2 separate regions of the Homo sapiens genome follow, and region 1 is linked to region 2. Evidence: read pairs that join two places in POLR2A ChIA-PET (ENCODE). Cell type or tissue: endothelial cell of umbilical vein. All regions are shown on one strand. Each heading gives the region's core, and the rest is flanking DNA. Links, peaks and the distances in the headings are about the cores only.

Evidence for each region. Peaks named below come from ENCODE experiments on the same cell type or tissue, not always from the same donor. Only the 100,000 strongest peaks of a DNase experiment are listed, where the experiment ranks them.
Region 1: POLR2A ChIA-PET joins it to region 2 with 10 read pairs; 3 of 35 experiments call an interaction of 5 or more read pairs at or near these places.

Annotation. Positions count from the first base shown.
Region 1 is chr5:139,595,537-139,603,862 of GRCh38, reverse strand. It overlaps UBE2D2 (ubiquitin conjugating enzyme E2 D2), which reads right to left. Exons shown (of 7, transcript NM_003339.3): 2 at 3,428-3,491. Among named protein-coding and RNA genes, the nearest start is that of UBE2D2, 38 kb to the right of the region's middle. RefSeq lists enhancers at 1-251, 252-752. In endothelial cell of umbilical vein, for the core only: no CTCF peak of the experiment used is centred there; no DNase peak of the experiment used is centred there.
Region 2 is chr5:139,385,358-139,393,683 of GRCh38, reverse strand. MZB1 (marginal zone B and B1 cell specific protein) reads left to right here and starts at 3,771. Exons shown (of 4, transcript NM_016459.4): 1 at 3,771-4,004; 2 at 5,099-5,223; 3 at 5,553-5,663; 4 at 5,763-6,217. The coding sequence starts at 3,828. The coding sequence ends at 5,919. It overlaps PROB1 (proline rich basic protein 1), which reads left to right. Exons shown (of 1, transcript NM_001161546.2): 1 at 1-3,092. The coding sequence ends at 1,650. It also overlaps a transcript of SLC23A1 not described here and a transcript of SPATA24 not described here. RefSeq lists enhancers at 165-374, 685-734, 1,650-1,944, 3,605-4,014, 3,991-4,538 and 5 more and silencers at 905-1,314, 2,585-2,634. In endothelial cell of umbilical vein, for the core only: CTCF peaks have their summits at 737 and 939 (motif pointing right); DNase peaks (open chromatin) are centred at 943 and 5,233; H3K4me3 peaks cover 917 bases.

The DNA.
Region 1 (8,326 bases), core at 63-8,062, 210 kb before region 2:
ATTCTCCTGCCTCAGCCTCCCAAATAGATGGGATTACAGCTCCCACCACCACACCTGGCTAATTTCTTGTATTTTTATTTTTAGTAGACGGGGTTTCACCAGAGTTCAAGGCCAGACTGGTCTTGATTGAATTCCTGGCCTCAGGTAATCCACCTGCCTCGGCCTCCCAAAGTGCTGGCATTACAGGCGTACAGACGTGAGACACCACACCCAGCCTTTTTTTTTTTTTTTTTTTTTTTCGGAGACAGAGTCTCACTCTGTCACCCAGGCTGGAGTGTAGTGGCGGGATCTCGGCTCACCACAACCTCCGCCTCCCAGTTCCAACGATTCTCCTGCCTCAGCCTCCTAGGTAGCTGGGATTATAGGCAGGCGCCACCGCGCCCAGCTAATTTTTGTATTTTTAGTAGAGACAGGGTTTCACCATGTTGGCCAGGCTGGTCTTGAACTCCTGGCCTCCCAAAGTGCTAGGATTACAGACGTGAACCATCGCACTCGGCTGTGGGAGAGTTTTATTTAACTCTCCAAAGGGAACAATTTTTCAACCTGAGAAAGAAATGTATAGTGCTAACTATGGCAGAAGCAAAGCAAAGACAAATTACTTTAGCATGCTAAAGAAAACTTCAAAATTGAAATCAAATCCCCTGACTCCAACCACTTTTAATTAAAGATTTTCAGCCATTCTTAACTTGGAGGAATTTACCTAAAAGCACTTTTCCAACTGAATAGAAAGAGTACACTGATGTATGTGGCCCATATGATACAGTGGAAGGACAAACTAGAATCAGAAAACCTGAGAGTGAGTTCACATGGAGAATCTCCATGAGATTCTCATGGGACTTTTTTCTAAAACAATTTAAAATTTCTACTCCACTCACCTAAATGAGTTGTTGTAAGGCTTAAATGAGACAACGTGTGTAACAGCACTTACTAAATTATTTTGTATAGTTTAAGTACTTAGCCTGCCTTGTTTGGTACCAAATACTATAGTTACTCACGCTAGGTAAGTCAGAATATAATAATGTAAATGAGTTTTTTCATGACATGTACTTAGACTCATAATTTATAATATTTATCTATTTGTAAAGTAATCCTTGTGAAAGGGCCTTGCTTTGATTCTTCAGGATTTAGCAGACCAGACACATTCTTTTTTTCCGTTTTTTGTTGTTGTTGTTGTTGTTTTTGTTTTGAGAGAGTCTCGCTCCCGTTGCCCAGGCTGGAGTGCAGTTGTGCAACCTTGGCTCACTACAGCCTCAACTGCCTGGACTCAAGCGATCCTCCCACCTTAAACTCCTGAGTAGCTGGGGCTACAGGCATGCACCACCAGGCCAGGCTAATTTTTGTATTTTTTTGTAGAGAGAGGGTTTCACCATGTTGCCCAGGCTGGTCTCGCACTCCTGGGCTCAAGTGATCTGCCTGCCTCAGCCTCCCAAAGCACTGAGATTACAGGTGTGAGCCACTGGGCTGGGCCCAGACACAACATTATTAAGAAAAATCAGGAAAAAACAATTTGAGGCCAGGCGCAGTAGCTCACGCCTGTAATTCCAGAACTTTGGGAGGCCAAGGCAGGTGGATCACCTAAGGTCAGGAATTCAAGACCAGCCTCGCCAACATGGCGAAACCCCGTCTCTACTAAAAATACAAAAACTAGCCAGGTGTGGTGGCAGGTGCCTGTAATCCAAGCTACTTGGAAGGCTGAGGCAGGAGAATGGCATGAACCCAGGAGGCGGAGCTTGCAGTGAGCCGAGGTCACGCCACTGCACTCCAGCACGGGCAACAGAGTGAGACTCCATCTTAAAAAACAAAACAAACAAACAAAAAAATATTAAACATAAGCTAATTTAACCATGTACTCATTTTGGTCTGAATCTACATATTTACACAAGTGTTTGTAAGTATGCATACTTTAAAATATTTGTTAAATGTTACAAATTTTTTTTTCTTTTTTTTTTTTTTGAGAGTAAGTCTCACTCTGTCACGCAGGCTGGAGTGCAGTGGCACAATCTCAGCTCACTGCAACCTCTGCCTCCTGGATTCAAGCAGTTGTCTGCCTCAACCTCCCAAGTAGGTGGGATTACAGGCGCCTGTCACCATGCCTGGCTAAATTTTTTTCTATTTTTAGTAGAGGCGGGGTTTCACCATCTTGGCCAGGATGGTCTCAAACTCTGACCTCGTGATCCGCCCGCCTCGGCCTTTCAAAGTGCTGGGATTAGAGGCATGAGCCATGACGCCCCGTCCTGTTTTTATTTTTTGAGACAGCGTCTCACTCTGTCGCCCAAGCTGGAGTGCAGTGGCATGGTCCTGGCTCACTGTAAACTCTGCTACCCAGGCTCAGGCTAAAGCAAACCTCCCACCTTAGCCTTCCAAGTAGCTCGGACTACCAGCATGCACCAACATACCCGGCTAATTTTTTTGTGTGTTTTTTGTAGAGACAGGGCTTCACCATGTTGACCAAGCTGGTCTTGAACTCCTGGGCTCAATTGATTCACCTGCCTCGGTCTCCTAAAGTGCTGGGATTAGGGACATGAGCCATCACACCCAACCAAATGTTACAGTTTTTTGTGAATTAGTTTTACATCACATAGCATAGTCTCATTCAAATATCCCCTCTTTAAAAAAAGTTAAAAGACACTATATGGGAAAAAATTATGTTGAAATGAAGTGGAACAAAGAGGAAATTATCATCTAATGTATGCATTAAGATCATCTTTTTAGACAAAATTAAGCAGATAAATTGGACATTAAAAATAAAGACCTGCTTTTGGCCAGGTGTGGTGGTTCATGCCTATAATCCCAGCACTTTGGGAGGCCAAAGCGGGCGGATCACCTGAGGCCAGGAGTTTGAGACCAGCCTGGCCAACATGGCGAAACCACGAATCTACTAAAAATACAAAAATTAATCAGGCGTGGTGGCATGCACCTGTAATCCCAGATACTCGAGAGGCTGAGGCACGAGAATCACTTGAACCCAGGAAGCAGAGGCTGCAGTGAGCTGAGATCACGCCACTGCACTCCAGCCCGGGCTTGACAGAGCGAGACCCTGTCTCAAGAAAAAAATAAATAAAGACCTGATTTCGCAAGTATGAGTCAGTAGAAAGTCAGACACAGACACACATACTATCATCCTTAGTATTATCTTACTCAAGAATAATAGCTAGTTGTAGGTAAAAGCTTAAATATTTCACTCCAGGAAAATACCCAGAAGGGATGAAGGTAAGGTAGGAGAGGACTAGAACAACTACATAGCCAATACCTGGCAGAAGATTCAAAATGTAATGAACAACACAGATGATAATGGGATGAACATAGAGTTGCTCCCTTCATGGGCCACTAAGGGTTAAACACTGCCTCTTCCCTATACCATAATTGTTTCTTCACACAAAATAACCACTGTTATGCTATTACTCCATTATTCCTTTTAAATACTTACTATCATCTCCAACAGGACCTGCTGAACACTGTGCTGGAGGGTCCCGTGCCAGATCATTCAATTCCTACAGAAAAAAGAAAGAAAAGAAATATATTCAACATAAATGTACCTTTTATCCATTACTAAAGTTTATATTGTTACCAATATTCTCTGTCCTGCTGGTGAAACTCTCTTAAGAGCATTCCTTCAGAGTAAGAGATGAGTAGATTGGTGAATCTTTAAGGTATTTTGGATTCTTCAAGGCAATGTGTATTTTTTTAAAGTGGGTCATTTTTGCTTTGTTCAGAGCTTAGCAAATAAATACAATCAGGAAGGTAAAACATGTGTCATGTATTATGGGCCGGGCGTGATGGCTCACACCTGTAATCCCAGCACTTTGGGAGGCTGAGGCGGGCAGATCACTTGAGGTCAGGAGTTCGAGACCAGCCTGGCCAACAAGCCTGTCTCTACTGAAGATAGAAAAAATTAGCTGGGCATGGTGATACATGCCTGTCATACCAGCTACTCAGGAGGCTGAGGCAGGAGAATCCCTTGAACCAGGGAGGCGGAGGTTGCAGTAAGCCAAGATTGCACCACTGCACTCCAGCCTGGGTGATAGAGCGAGACTCCATTTCAAAAAAACAAACAAACAAAAAACATGTATTATGTATTAAAGAGCCAAAAATACTGTTTTTTTTGTTTGTTTGTTGTTTGTTTTTTGAGACGGAGTCTTGCTCTGTCGCCCAGGCTGGAGTGCAGTGGCGCAATCTCAGCTGACTGCAAGCTCCGCCTCCAGGGTTCACGCCATTCTCCTGCCTCAGCCTCCCGAGTAGCTGGGACTACAGGTGCCCGACCCAAACGCCCGGCTAACTTTTTGTATTTTTAGTAGAGACAGGGTTTCACCGTGTTAGCCAGGATGATCTCAATCTCCTGACCTGGTGATCCGCCCACCTTGGCCTCCCAAAGTGCTGGGATTACAGGCGTGAGCCACCGCGCCTGGCCAAAATTGTTTTAATGTAAACATTTCATTTATTATTTTTCAAAAAAAAAATTTAAGGCCAATTTTTGTACCTCAAAACTATTAGGTTACACTTGGGACAAGCTCCTAAAGTCATAAATGTTCCAAAATTATACTGGACCATCTGACAAGTTGATATGCTTTCAGTGGAAGTCCACTACCAGGGTTCTAAAAGTAGAAAAAACTTTGAAGGAATATATTTTAGGCTGGGCACAGTGGCTCATGCTTGTAATCCCAGCACTTTGTGGGGCCGAGGTGGGAGGATCACCTGACGTCAGGAGTTCGAGACCAGCCTAGCCTGGTGAACATGGTAAAACCCCATTTCTACTAAAAATACAAAAATTAGCCGAGCGTAGTGGGTGCATGTCTATAGTCCCAGCTACTCGGGAGGCTACAGCAGGAGTATTGCTTGAACCCAGGAGGCAGAGGTTGCAGTGAGCCAAGATCATGCCACTACACTCCAGCCTGGGACAACAGAACGAGACTTTGTCTCAAAAAAAAAAAAAAAAAAAAAAAAAAGGAATATATTTTAAAAGGCTGACTGAAGTAATAAAAGCCACCATAGAGCTTTGTAGTTCCCAGGAGCGATGGCTCACACCTGTAATCCCAACACTTTGGGAGGCCAAGGTGGCGCCAATCACTTGAGGCCAGGAGCTTGAAACCAGCCTGGCCAACATAGCAAGACCCCATCTGTACTAAAAAAACACAAAATTAGCTGGGAGTGGTGGCACACGCCTGTAATCCCAGCTACTTGAGAGGCTCAGGCAGAAGTAATGCTTGAACCCAGGAAAGGGAGGTTGCAGTGAGCCGAGATCATGCCACTGCACTCCAGCCTGGGTGACAGAGGGAGACTCCATCTCAAAAAAAAAAAAAAAAAAAAAAAAAAGGCTTTGTAGTCAGAGATTGGTCTACCTGGAATAATGCTTTACAACCAGTTACCAGCTTCTCAGCTTTTTAAACATAAAAGCCCAGAAACTTGAGACTTGTTATTGGGTGAGGATGCCTGAAAAATCACAAGGCAGGAAATCATACTATATTCCATTTCCCCTCAGCTTGGTTTTTGAGACAAAAAGAAAGTTCTCAAGAAGAACTAGTTTTGATTATACTTTAAAACTACAAGAGTAAAAACAGTAAAGTCTAAGATTTTTTAAATCCAAAACCATTTAGACTCTTATGTCGTTTCATCCTGTCTGTAAGCTTGGAGTACACAAAGCATAAAGTACAGAAATAAAGTTTGAAAAAGGGCCAGGCACAGTGACTCATGCCTGTAATCCCAGCACGAGGCTGAGGCAGGCAGATCACGAGGTCAGGAGATCGAGACCATCCTGGCTAACATGGTGAAACCCCATCTCTACTAAAAATATAAAAAATTAGCCAGGCATGGTGGCGGGTGCCTGTAGTCCCAGCTACTCGGGAGGCTGAGGCAGAAGAATGGTGTGAACCCGGGAGGTGGAGCTGGCAGTGAGCCAAGATCACGCCACTGCACTCCAGCCTGGGCGACAGAGCGAGACTTCGTCTCAAAAAAAAAGAAATAAAGTTTGAATAAAAAGAAGGCTCTGGATTGAGATAACGATTAACTTACTCAAATATCTCAAATTTTAGATTTTATGTCTCTAAAATAGAGATTTTCTGCCCATCTCAAGAAAAAAAGTAATAGCCTACTGTATAGTTCCCATTCTCAAATATTACTGACAGCACAGGTTGGTATAACTAAGAACACCTGGCTTTATTTAAGACATTGCTATAGCAACAGGTTGTTAATTAAAATATAACTTGAATTTAACAATTTAACAATTGAACAATTCTGAAGTCCTGCCATGTTCATTAAGTGGAATTTTACTTTTGATTTCGCTTTAATCTTTTGCCCCTTTCAAACTGAGTTACTTTTTTCCATGCTGAATAACATCAAGGTTTTTAACTCAAGAGCTAAGATTTATCTAAGCAGAATACAAGATCCATCAGTCCATTTCAGGAGCCAATATAATTTTAAAACCCTAAGCCAAACTTAGGCTAATAGACATTTAACACACTCATTCAACACTTCCTTGGCTGATGGCACTGATACAGCTGAATCTCAAAAGCATACTGCTAAGTGAAAGAAGCCAGACATAAGGCTACATGATGTATGATTCCATTTATATGACATTCTAGAACAGGCAAAACTATAGTGACAGAAAGCAGATCCATGGTTCCAGTGGCTGGAGGGAGTTGGAGGGGGGAATAACTATAAAAGAGACATGAAGAAAATTTGAGGAGTGATAGAAATGTTCAAAATCATTATTTTGGTAGAGATTGGACAACTATATTTGTCAAAACTCAAATTGTACACTAAATGTTACTGTAATACCCTATCTCAAAGTTGTTTATTATTTTTTTTAATGTAATTTTTTTTTTAGATGGAGTCTTGCTCTGTTGCTCAGGCTGGATGCAGTGGCACGATCTTGGCTCACTGCAAGCTCCGCCTCCCGGGTTCACGCCATTCTCCTGCCTCAGCCTCCTGAGCAGCTGGGACTACAGGTGCCCACCACCACGCCGGGCTAATTTTTTTTGTATTTTTAGAAGAGATGGGGTTTCACCGTGTTAGCAGGATGGTCTCGATCTCCTGACCTCGTGATCTGCCCACCTCGGCCTCCCAAAGTGCTGGGATTACAGGAGTGAGCCACCGCACCTGGCCTATTATTATTATTATTATTATTTTAATGCAGAGACAAGGTCTCACTATGTTTCCCAGGCTGGTGTCTAATGCCTAGACTCAAGCGATCCTTCCGCCTCAGCCTCCCAAAGTGCTGGAATTACAGGTGTGAGCCACAGTGCCTGGCCAGTTTTTTATTCTTAAAAGTACATTTGGGCTGGGCACGGTAGCTCACACCTGTAATCCCAGCACTTTGGGAGGCCAAGGCGGGTGGATCACAAGGTCAGGACTTCGAGACCAGCATGACCAACATGGTGAAACCCCATCTCTAAAAAAAATACAAAAATTAGCTGGGTGTGGTGGCGCACACCTGTAATCCCATTTACCGGGGAGGCTGAGGCAGGAGAATCGCTTGAACCCAGGAGGCGGAGGTTGCAGTGAGCTGAGATTGTGACACTGCACTCCAGCCTGGGTGACAGAGCGAGACTCTGTCACACACACATACACACACACAGGACATTCAGATTCAGAAACAGATCTTTTTTAAAAAAGAAAAAGCACGTAACTATCCATCTTTACATGTGCATAAAATATCTCCCAAGAATACACAAGAAACGCCAGGCACAGGGGCTCATACCTGTAATCCCAGCACTTTGGGAGGCTGAGGTGGGCGGATCATGAGGTCAGGAGTTCGAGACCAGCCTGGCCAACATGCTGAAACCCCATCTCTACTAAAAATACAAAAATTAGCCGGGCATGGTGGCGCGCGCCTGTAGTCCCAGCTACTCGGGAGGCTGAGGCAGGAGAATTGCCTGAACGAGGGAGGCGGAGGTTGCAGTGAGCCCAGATCTCACCGCTGCACTCCAGCCTGGGTGATAGAGTGAGACTCTGTCTCAAAAAAAAAAAAAAAAAAACAACAAAAAACAAAAAAAAAACCCACAAGAAACTAGTTAATAAATAATTGCCTTTAGGAAGGAAAGCTTAGGGGTGAGAATGAGAACTATATATATTGCTTTTACACATTTTGAATTTTATAAAAGTGTGTATATTGCCCATTTGAAAAATAAATTACCCTTTAAAATTTTCTTTTTCTTTTTTTAACCAACTGGGTCTGTGCAAGAATTATCCTGACTGTAAGTGTGGATTAAAATAGCTGTTAAAAATTGTCATCATGGCTGGGCACAGTGGCTCACCTGAGGTCAGGAGTTCGAGACCAGCCTGGCCAACATGGCGAAACCCCATCTTTACTAAAAGTACAAAAATTAGCCAG
Region 2 (8,326 bases), core at 305-8,304:
GGGGAAAGGAGCCCGTCCCTCGAAGCCCCTTCCCTGTGGGAGATTCCACATTCGGCAGTCGCGGATGCGGTGGAGCCACGTAGCAGCCCGTCCCCGCCGGCCTTCTTCCCGTGGGAGGCTCCAGATCGTCCTATTGGAACTTGGGGCCCATCTCCCCAAGAGACATGGGATCCCATGGGGCCGGGCTCATCGATAGCATTTACTCAGGAAGCTCAGAATGGGTTAACTCAGGAGGAGTTGGCACCGCCTACACCGTCCGCACCCGGCACTCCAGAACCAACAGAGATGCAGAGTCCATCCACGCGGGAAATTTCAGATCTTGCCTTTGGAGGGAGTCAGCAGTCCCCAGAGGTAGCAGCACCCGAGCCGCCCGGCAGCCACCCTGTGGGCACCCTGGACGCGGATAAGTGCCCGGAAGTCTTGGGTCCTGGAGAGGCGGCCTCGGGACGCCCGCGCATGGCCATTCCGCGGCCTCGAGACGTGCGCAAGTTGGTGAAGACCACGTACGCGCCAGGCTTCCCGGCAGGAGCACAAGGCTCTGGGCTGCCTGCGCCTCCTGCCGACCCCTGCGGGGAGGAGGGCGGCGAATCCAAGACGCAAGAGCCGCCAGCACTGGGGCCCCCCGCCCCGGCTCACTACACTTCCGTTTTCATCAAGGATTTTCTACCGGTGGTGCCGCACCCCTACGAGCCTCCTGAACCGTCCTTCGACACGGTCGCCCGGGACGCCTCACAGCCCAACGGGGTCCTGCGGCGGAGGGCAGAGAACAGCACGGCGAAGCCCTTCAAGCGCACAGAGATCCGCCTGCCTGGGGCCCTGGCCTTGGGTCGCCGGCCCGAGGTAACCTCGCGAGTGCGAGCGCGCGGCCCTGGAGGAGAGAACAGGGATGTAGAGGCCCAGCGCCTGGTCCCCGACGGCGACGGTCGGACCAGCCCTCTAGGCGGCGCCCGCAGCTCATCCCAGCGCTCCCCCGTAGGGCCAGCAGGGGTCCGATCGCCCCGCCCCGGCTCCCCTCAGATGCAAGCCAGCCCGAGCCCTGGGATAGCACCCAAACCGAAGACACCACCTACGGCCCCCGAGCCCGCGGCTGCCGTCCAGGCGCCACTCCCGCGGGAGCCCCTGGCGTTGGCGGGCAGGACGGCCCCAGCCCAGCCCCGCGCTGCCTCGGCGCCTCCCACGGACCGGTCCCCGCAAAGCCCCTCCCAGGGAGCGCGCAGGCAGCCCGGGGCCGCGCCCCTGGGGAAGGTCTTGGTGGACCCCGAGAGCGGCCGCTACTACTTTGTGGAGGCGCCGCGGCAGCCTCGGCTGCGGGTGCTCTTCGACCCTGAGAGTGGGCAGTACGTGGAGGTGTTGCTGCCGCCCTCGTCTCCCGGGCCGCCCCACCGCGTCTACACCCCTCTGGCCCTGGGGCTCGGCCTCTACCCGCCCGCCTATGGGCCTATACCCAGCCTCTCTCTGCCACCGTCCCCGGGCCCGCAGGCCCTCGGCAGCCCCCAGCTACCCTGGGTCTCTGAGGCAGGGCCCCTGGACGGGACCTACTACCTGCCGGTGAGCGGGACCCCCAACCCCGCACCTCCTCTGCTCCTCTGTGCGCCGCCCTCCAGCTCAGGTCCCACCCAGCCCGGCAAGGGTTCATTGTTCCCGCTGTGAGGCCCCGGGCCGATCCCCATGGAGTTGGAGCCCTTGGATGCCTGGGAGGTTCTGGCATCCAAGCCCCTACCCTCCTCTCCTTCCGTCGCCTCTGTCTTTAACCCATCCCAGTCAGTCGTCGGACAGGAAGTGATCTTCAGAGAATGAATCTGAGCCCCGAGGCTGGTGGAGCTGGAGTCACCCAGGAAGTGGCTGCCTACTTCCTCCCCCAACAAAATTATGTATCCCTTTCCCAGGCATTCCCAGGGCGTGGTGTGGTGTGGTGTGTGGGTGTGTGTATATGTGTATATGCGGGCAAGCAAATAGGGAAAGTGAGGCATCCCTGGGCTTGTCCCCAGGAGCCGATCAGAGGAGGTGCTGTGGCTGCCGTGGGGCAGCAGGAACGGGAGCAGCAGGAGACAGGGCGGGGAACTGTCTGCCCTCCCTGATGGTGGGCCCAGCTGAGGTGAGGCTGGCCAGTGCCCCTGGTGAGGTGGCAGGAAGGACTCTGGCTGTCGAGTCTGCTCTTAGGAAGAGGAGCTGAGCTTTGGCCCTGGAGGTTACTGGGGGGAAAGTGGCCAGTACAGCCCAGGCCAGGCTGGCTCCGAGAAAGAGCTAAGGCGGGGGACAGCAGGTGGAGGCAAAGCAAGGAATACAGGGAGGGCCTGGGTTGGGGGTTAGCCTGGAACTTGGGGTGGGAAGATGGGGAGCCTGGCCCTCAGAGCTGAGCTGACTCATTTTTGGGCCAGGGGTGGGGCTTCAGTCCCCCACCCCCTACATCGGGAGTAGGTGAAATGGTCATCAGGAAGCTCTGAGAAGAGGGAGGGTTGGGCTCTTGTCCCACAGGAGCCTCTTGACCCCTCTGTGTGGCCAGAAGGTGGGTTAGGGCCAGCAGTAGAAGCGATACCCCTGGTGGAGTATCCAGAGGGATCTGAAGCTCTTGGCAGGTTCCACTCCCCAGTAACAGATGTGGCAACAATGGCCAGAGAGGGGCTGGCCCTACAGACCAGTCACAGCAAGGGACAGGGCCCAGAGCCTGCACTTCAGTTGCCCTGAGATTCCAGGAGCCTCTGAGGGAGATGAGGGGGGTCTGCATGAGGTGGGAGGTGGTGTGCGTGGGGGTCTGTATATAGTTCTGAACCGGAAATGGCTGGCCCTTGCCAGCCTGGTGTGTGATGTGATGAGTTTGGGAAGGACAGTTTCCATGAGAAGCAGTGGCAGGGATGGGGATGGATGCCTTCGTTGTTCCAGGCCTGTCAGGGGGCCCAGGTCCCTAGCAGTCCCTGCCCTCTGCCCTGGACTGGAAGCTGACTAGGAGAGCTACGAATCAGAACAACTGGCCATTTTCTAGCTGGAGATGCCAGCTCCGATGGCATGGAGGGCCCTGGGGCCACCCCAGGTGTCTTTACCTCATCCTGGTGTGTAATAAATCACTGACCATGGAGCCATCATGGCTGAAATAACTGGTGTGAGGTGCCTGATTTCCTGCCACAGCCTCTCAACACCCTCCACAGTGCCCTTCCACGCCTGGGTATGGCCTGGGTGGAGGGGACCTCAGGGCTAGGGAAGGAGACCATGTGTGTCTTGGAAACACTGTAGCATCCCTGTCTCCCTGAACTTGCCTCCCAGGAGGCTGGCAGCCACACCTCATTCCTTCTGGTGGTTGAGTGGCCAGGGAGCCTTGGGGTCAATCAGGCTTGGGTTTCTCAGCATGGCCCCTCTAGCTATGTGGCCTTGGATTTGTCACCTCTCTCTGAGCCTTTGTGTCGGAAGAGGCAGAATAAACATGACAGTCTCATTTCTCAGAAAGGTCAATGAAACAAAAAAAGATGACGGCAGCCAACCAACTCTTCCCACAAGGCACTCAGCACAGTGCCTGCCACTTGGCCAGATCACAGGATGTGGGCAGTATCGGCCCCTATGTGTTCCTGCCTAGGCCCAGCCCCTCTCCTTGCCTCAGTGCTCCCTATCTGTGAAATGGAGCTGAGATGGCTGGAGCCAGGGTCCAGCTAGAGGACAATGCCCACGTGGCATCTTCGGGGCCCTGGAGGAGGGAGTGGGAGGAGGATGGGAGGGGTGAGGTGTCAGTTCCCCATTGGTCTAGGCCAGGTGTTCTGTGGCGGTCCCCACACCACACAAGCACACACACATCTGCACCTCAACCACAGACTACACTTGCTGAACTGGCTCCTGGGGCCATGAGGCTGTCACTGCCACTGCTGCTGCTGCTGCTGGGAGCCTGGGCCATCCCAGGGGGCCTCGGGGACAGGGCGCCACTCACAGCCACAGCCCCACAACTGGATGATGAGGAGATGTACTCAGCCCACATGCCCGCTCACCTGCGCTGTGATGCCTGCAGAGCTGTGGCTTACCAGGTGAGTCCTTCACCACTGTCACCCTGCCCTGCTCACACCCCTTCTCAAGCCAGACCCCTCCACCCACCTCACATTCCACCACCGGCCTTTGATCCCCAATCCCTACCACTGGGCATCAAGCCACAGATGCAGCCTTTCATATATTCCATGCCTCAGTTTACCCATCTGCCTGCCTAACAGCAGACAATCTGGGAGACCTCCTCAGTATTTTGAGACCCCAGGGAATCACTCACTTGTCCTTAGACTTCTCCCTTTCCAGGCCCATCCTTGAGTCCGGACTCCCTCCCCAACCCTGACGGGGCGGCTTTGGCTATGTGTACATGGTGCAAGTGCACACGTGTGAGCGCCTGCACGTGAGTATGCGTGTGTCTGGCTTCACACACACACCTGCTGAGCATGCCTGCGTGCCAGTGTCTCTGTGAGGTGGGGGCCTGGGAGTACTTGTGTGATTGAATATTGGGCTCCAGTTTTTCTTACCTTGCTCTTGTGGTTTAAAATGGCACGTGCCGGCCGGGCGCGGTGGCTCACGCCTGTAATCCCAGCACTTTGGGAGGCTGAGCGGGGCCGATCGCCTGAACTCAGGAGTTCGAGACCAGCCTGGCCAACATGGTGAAACCCCGTCACTACTGAAAATACAAAATTTTAGCCGGGTGTGGTGGCACATACCTGTAGTCCCAGCTACCTGGGAGGCTGAGGGAGAAGAATCACTTGAACCTGGGAGGTGGAGGCTGCAGTGAGCTGAGATCGTACCACTGCACTCCAGCCTGGGCGACGAACGGCGTGAGACTCTCTCTAAATAAATAAATAAATAAAAATAAAATGACACTTGCCACTGGGCAGGTGTGCCCTGGACGAGGGACCCCAGTGCCCAGGCCTCACCTACCACTTCAGCATTTCTTTCCCATCCCCCATCCCCATCCCAGAGAGCTTTGGGGGCTGGGGGAGGGGCCATGCAACAGCCTCACAGGTGCTTCCTGCTCAAACGGCTCTCTTGCCACTTTATTTTCCCCAGAGACTCTGCTCCTATCCTCCCCACCTCCCCCTAACTGAGCAGCAGTCCTGAGGCCCTGCCTCCCAGTCCCTCCTTGTTCCAGATGTGGCAAAATCTGGCAAAGGCAGAGACCAAACTTCATACCTCAAACTCTGGGGGGCGGCGGGAGCTGAGCGAGTTGGTCTACACGGATGTCCTGGACCGGAGCTGCTCCCGGAACTGGCAGGAGTGAGTTGCCAATCCTGCCCCCCACCTCCCTCCTCCAAGGGCAGGCCTGGTGGGTGGAGATTCCCACTCAGCCGCTCACACAACACACACACTCCTCTAGGACTCTGGTCCAAGGGAGGGGCTGGCTGGGATGAAGTCTGGGCTCTGGAGCTGAGAGCAAGTGGGAGAGCAGAGGGCCAGTGGACAAGGTCACCTTGTGACCTTGGGCCAGGGGCTTTCCCTCTCTGAATTCCACAAATGCCCAGCATGTCCAGCTTGCTGTGGAGATGGGTCTCTCCCTGGCTGGGCTCCTGCCAAAACTGTACTCCTCTCCTCTCCACTGCCACCAGCTACGGAGTTCGAGAAGTGGACCAAGTGAAACGTCTCACAGGCCCAGGACTTAGCGAGGGGCCAGAGCCAAGCATCAGCGTGATGGTCACAGGGGGCCCCTGGCCTACCAGGTGATGCCCGGGGCTTGGGGATAGGATGAAGCTCCTGGAGCCTTGGTTTGCCCCACTGTGGGCTGGGCAGCATCTGAGGCTCCTGCTGGGCTCCCCTAGGCTCTCCAGGACATGTTTGCACTACTTGGGGGAGTTTGGAGAAGACCAGATCTATGAAGCCCACCAACAAGGCCGAGGGGCTCTGGAGGCATTGCTATGTGGGGGACCCCAGGGGGCCTGCTCAGAGAAGGTGTCAGCCACAAGAGAAGAGCTCTAGTCCTGGACTCTACCCTCCTCTGAAAGAAGCTGGGGCTTGCTCTGACGGTCTCCACTCCCGTCTGCAGGCAGCCAGGAGGGCAGGAAGCCCTTGCTCTGTGCTGCCATCCTGCCTCCCTCCTCCAGCCTCAGGGCACTCGGGCCTGGGTGGGAGTCAACGCCTTCCCCTCTGGACTCAAATAAAACCCAGTGACCTCACTTCTTTTCTCTGCAAAAGGTGCTTGTGGGGCTGGGAGTGCAGACATTGGTGTTTCTGCTGATGTCCCTTGTGAAAAAAAAAAAAAAACTCTCAAAATCAATTTTTTTTTTTTGAGACAGTCTCACTCTGTCACCCAGGCTGGAGTGCAGTGTTCTTGGCTCGATGCAACCTCCACCTCCCAGGTTCAGGCGATTCTCCCACCTCAGCCTCCTGAGTAGCTGGGATTACAGGCACCCACCATCATGCCCGGCTAATTTTTGTATTTTTAGTAGAGACGGGATTTCACCATGTTGGCCAGGCTGGTCTTGAACTCCTGACCTCAGGTGATCCGCTCGCCTTGGCTTCCCAAAGTGCTGAGATTACAGGCATGAGCCACCGCGCCCGGCCTTCAAAATGCTTTTTCTATTCTCTCACTCGACAACAGCACAGAAGATGGCTGTGACCGAATGCGTGGGGGCTTTCCCCCACACACCAGGCAAGCAATTCTGCAGCTGACACCAGCTGGGTGCCCTCCAAAATTCAATTCTGGCACTATCTACCTGGAGATAGTGTCAGATCCCACAGGCTGAGGGCTCAGTCCACCATTCTGTCCCCCATTCAGACACCAGTTCCAACTCCAGGCCTCTGGAGCTTCTGGCCTACTGGCTTCAAGATGAGGTTCCCACAACCCCCTCTTTTGAGTTCAACTAATTTGCTAGAGTGGTTCGCAGAGCTCAGAGAAACGTTTACCAGTTTATTATAAAGGATGTTACAAAGGATACAGATGCAGAGATGTGTAGGGCAAGGTATGGGGAATGGGCTCGGAGCTTCCATGCCCTCCATGGATGCAACACCGTCCAGGAACCTCCACGTGTTCAGCTATCCAGAAGATCTCTGAACCCTGCAATTTTGAGTTTCTGTGGATAATTCATTACGTAGGTATGATTCATTAAGCCATTGGCCATTGGCGAACAACTTACCCTCCAACCTGTCTGCCCTCCCTTGACTGGGGATGGGGGGTGAGGGGAGGCTGAAATCCTGCCTTGGTCTCTCTGGTGACCAGCCCCTGTCCTGAAGCTACCCTAGGGGCTGCCAGCCATCAGTCAATCATTAGCACACAAGAAGACATCATTTTGGGGATTCTAAGATTTTAGAAATTGTACTCCAGGAAACAGAGGTCAAAGACCAAATATATATTTCACAATATTACATCCCTCCTACAGAAGGCCAAATTTGCATCCCTACAACTTCCAGAGGTAAGAGGGAGCCATCAATGGTGTGGTGATGTAATCGCCCAAAGGGTTCACCTTGCTCAAGCCTAGACAGAGCCGATTGCTCAAGACAGGGGAATTGCAATAAAGACTAATTAACGCAGAGCTGGCTGTGCAGGAGACCAGCGTTTTACTATTACTCAAATCAGTCTCCCCAAGCATTCAGGGAGCAGAGTTTTTAAGGACAACTTGGTGGATGGCGGGGAAGCCAGTGAGCCAGGAGTGCTGATTGGTCAGGACTGAAATCATAGGGAGTTGAAGCTGTCTCCTTGCCTTGAGTCAGTTCCTAGGTGGAGGCCACAAGTCCCAACGAGCCAATTTATGGATCTGGGTGATGCCAGCTGATCTATCAAGTGCAGGGTCTGCAAAGTATCTCAAGCACTGATCTTAGGAGCAGTTTAGAGAGGGTCAGAATCTTGTAACCTCTAGCTGCATGACTCCTAAACCAAAATTTCTCATCTTGTGGCTAATGTTGCTCCATCCTACAAAGGCAATCTAGTCCTCAGGCAAGAAGGAGGTCTGCTTTGAGAAAGGGCTGTTATTGTCTTTGTTTTAGACTATAAACTAAAAACTAAGTTTCTCCCAAGGTTAGTTCAGCCTACACTCAGGAATGAAGAAAGACAACTTGGAGGTTAGAAGCAAGATGGAACTGATTAAGTTAGATCTCTTTCACTGTCTCAGTCATAATTTTGCAAAGGTGGTTTCAGTGACATCCCAGGTCTTCAGAGCCTTCATGAGAAAAGAGAACCAAGGAAAACTGTGCACGCAGGCCACCTTGTGGCACACCTATTCCAGCCACTCCATGCTATCTGCACCCCTCCGAGAACACACGTCTCACTGGGTCTACACCCAATGGCTGTTCATTTTCCACACTCTGCCTTTGACCCCAGCTGGTATGGATGGGCCCTGGGTTTCTGACCAGCCAGATTCAACATTTTGGTTCTCAGTCCTGCTTTCTC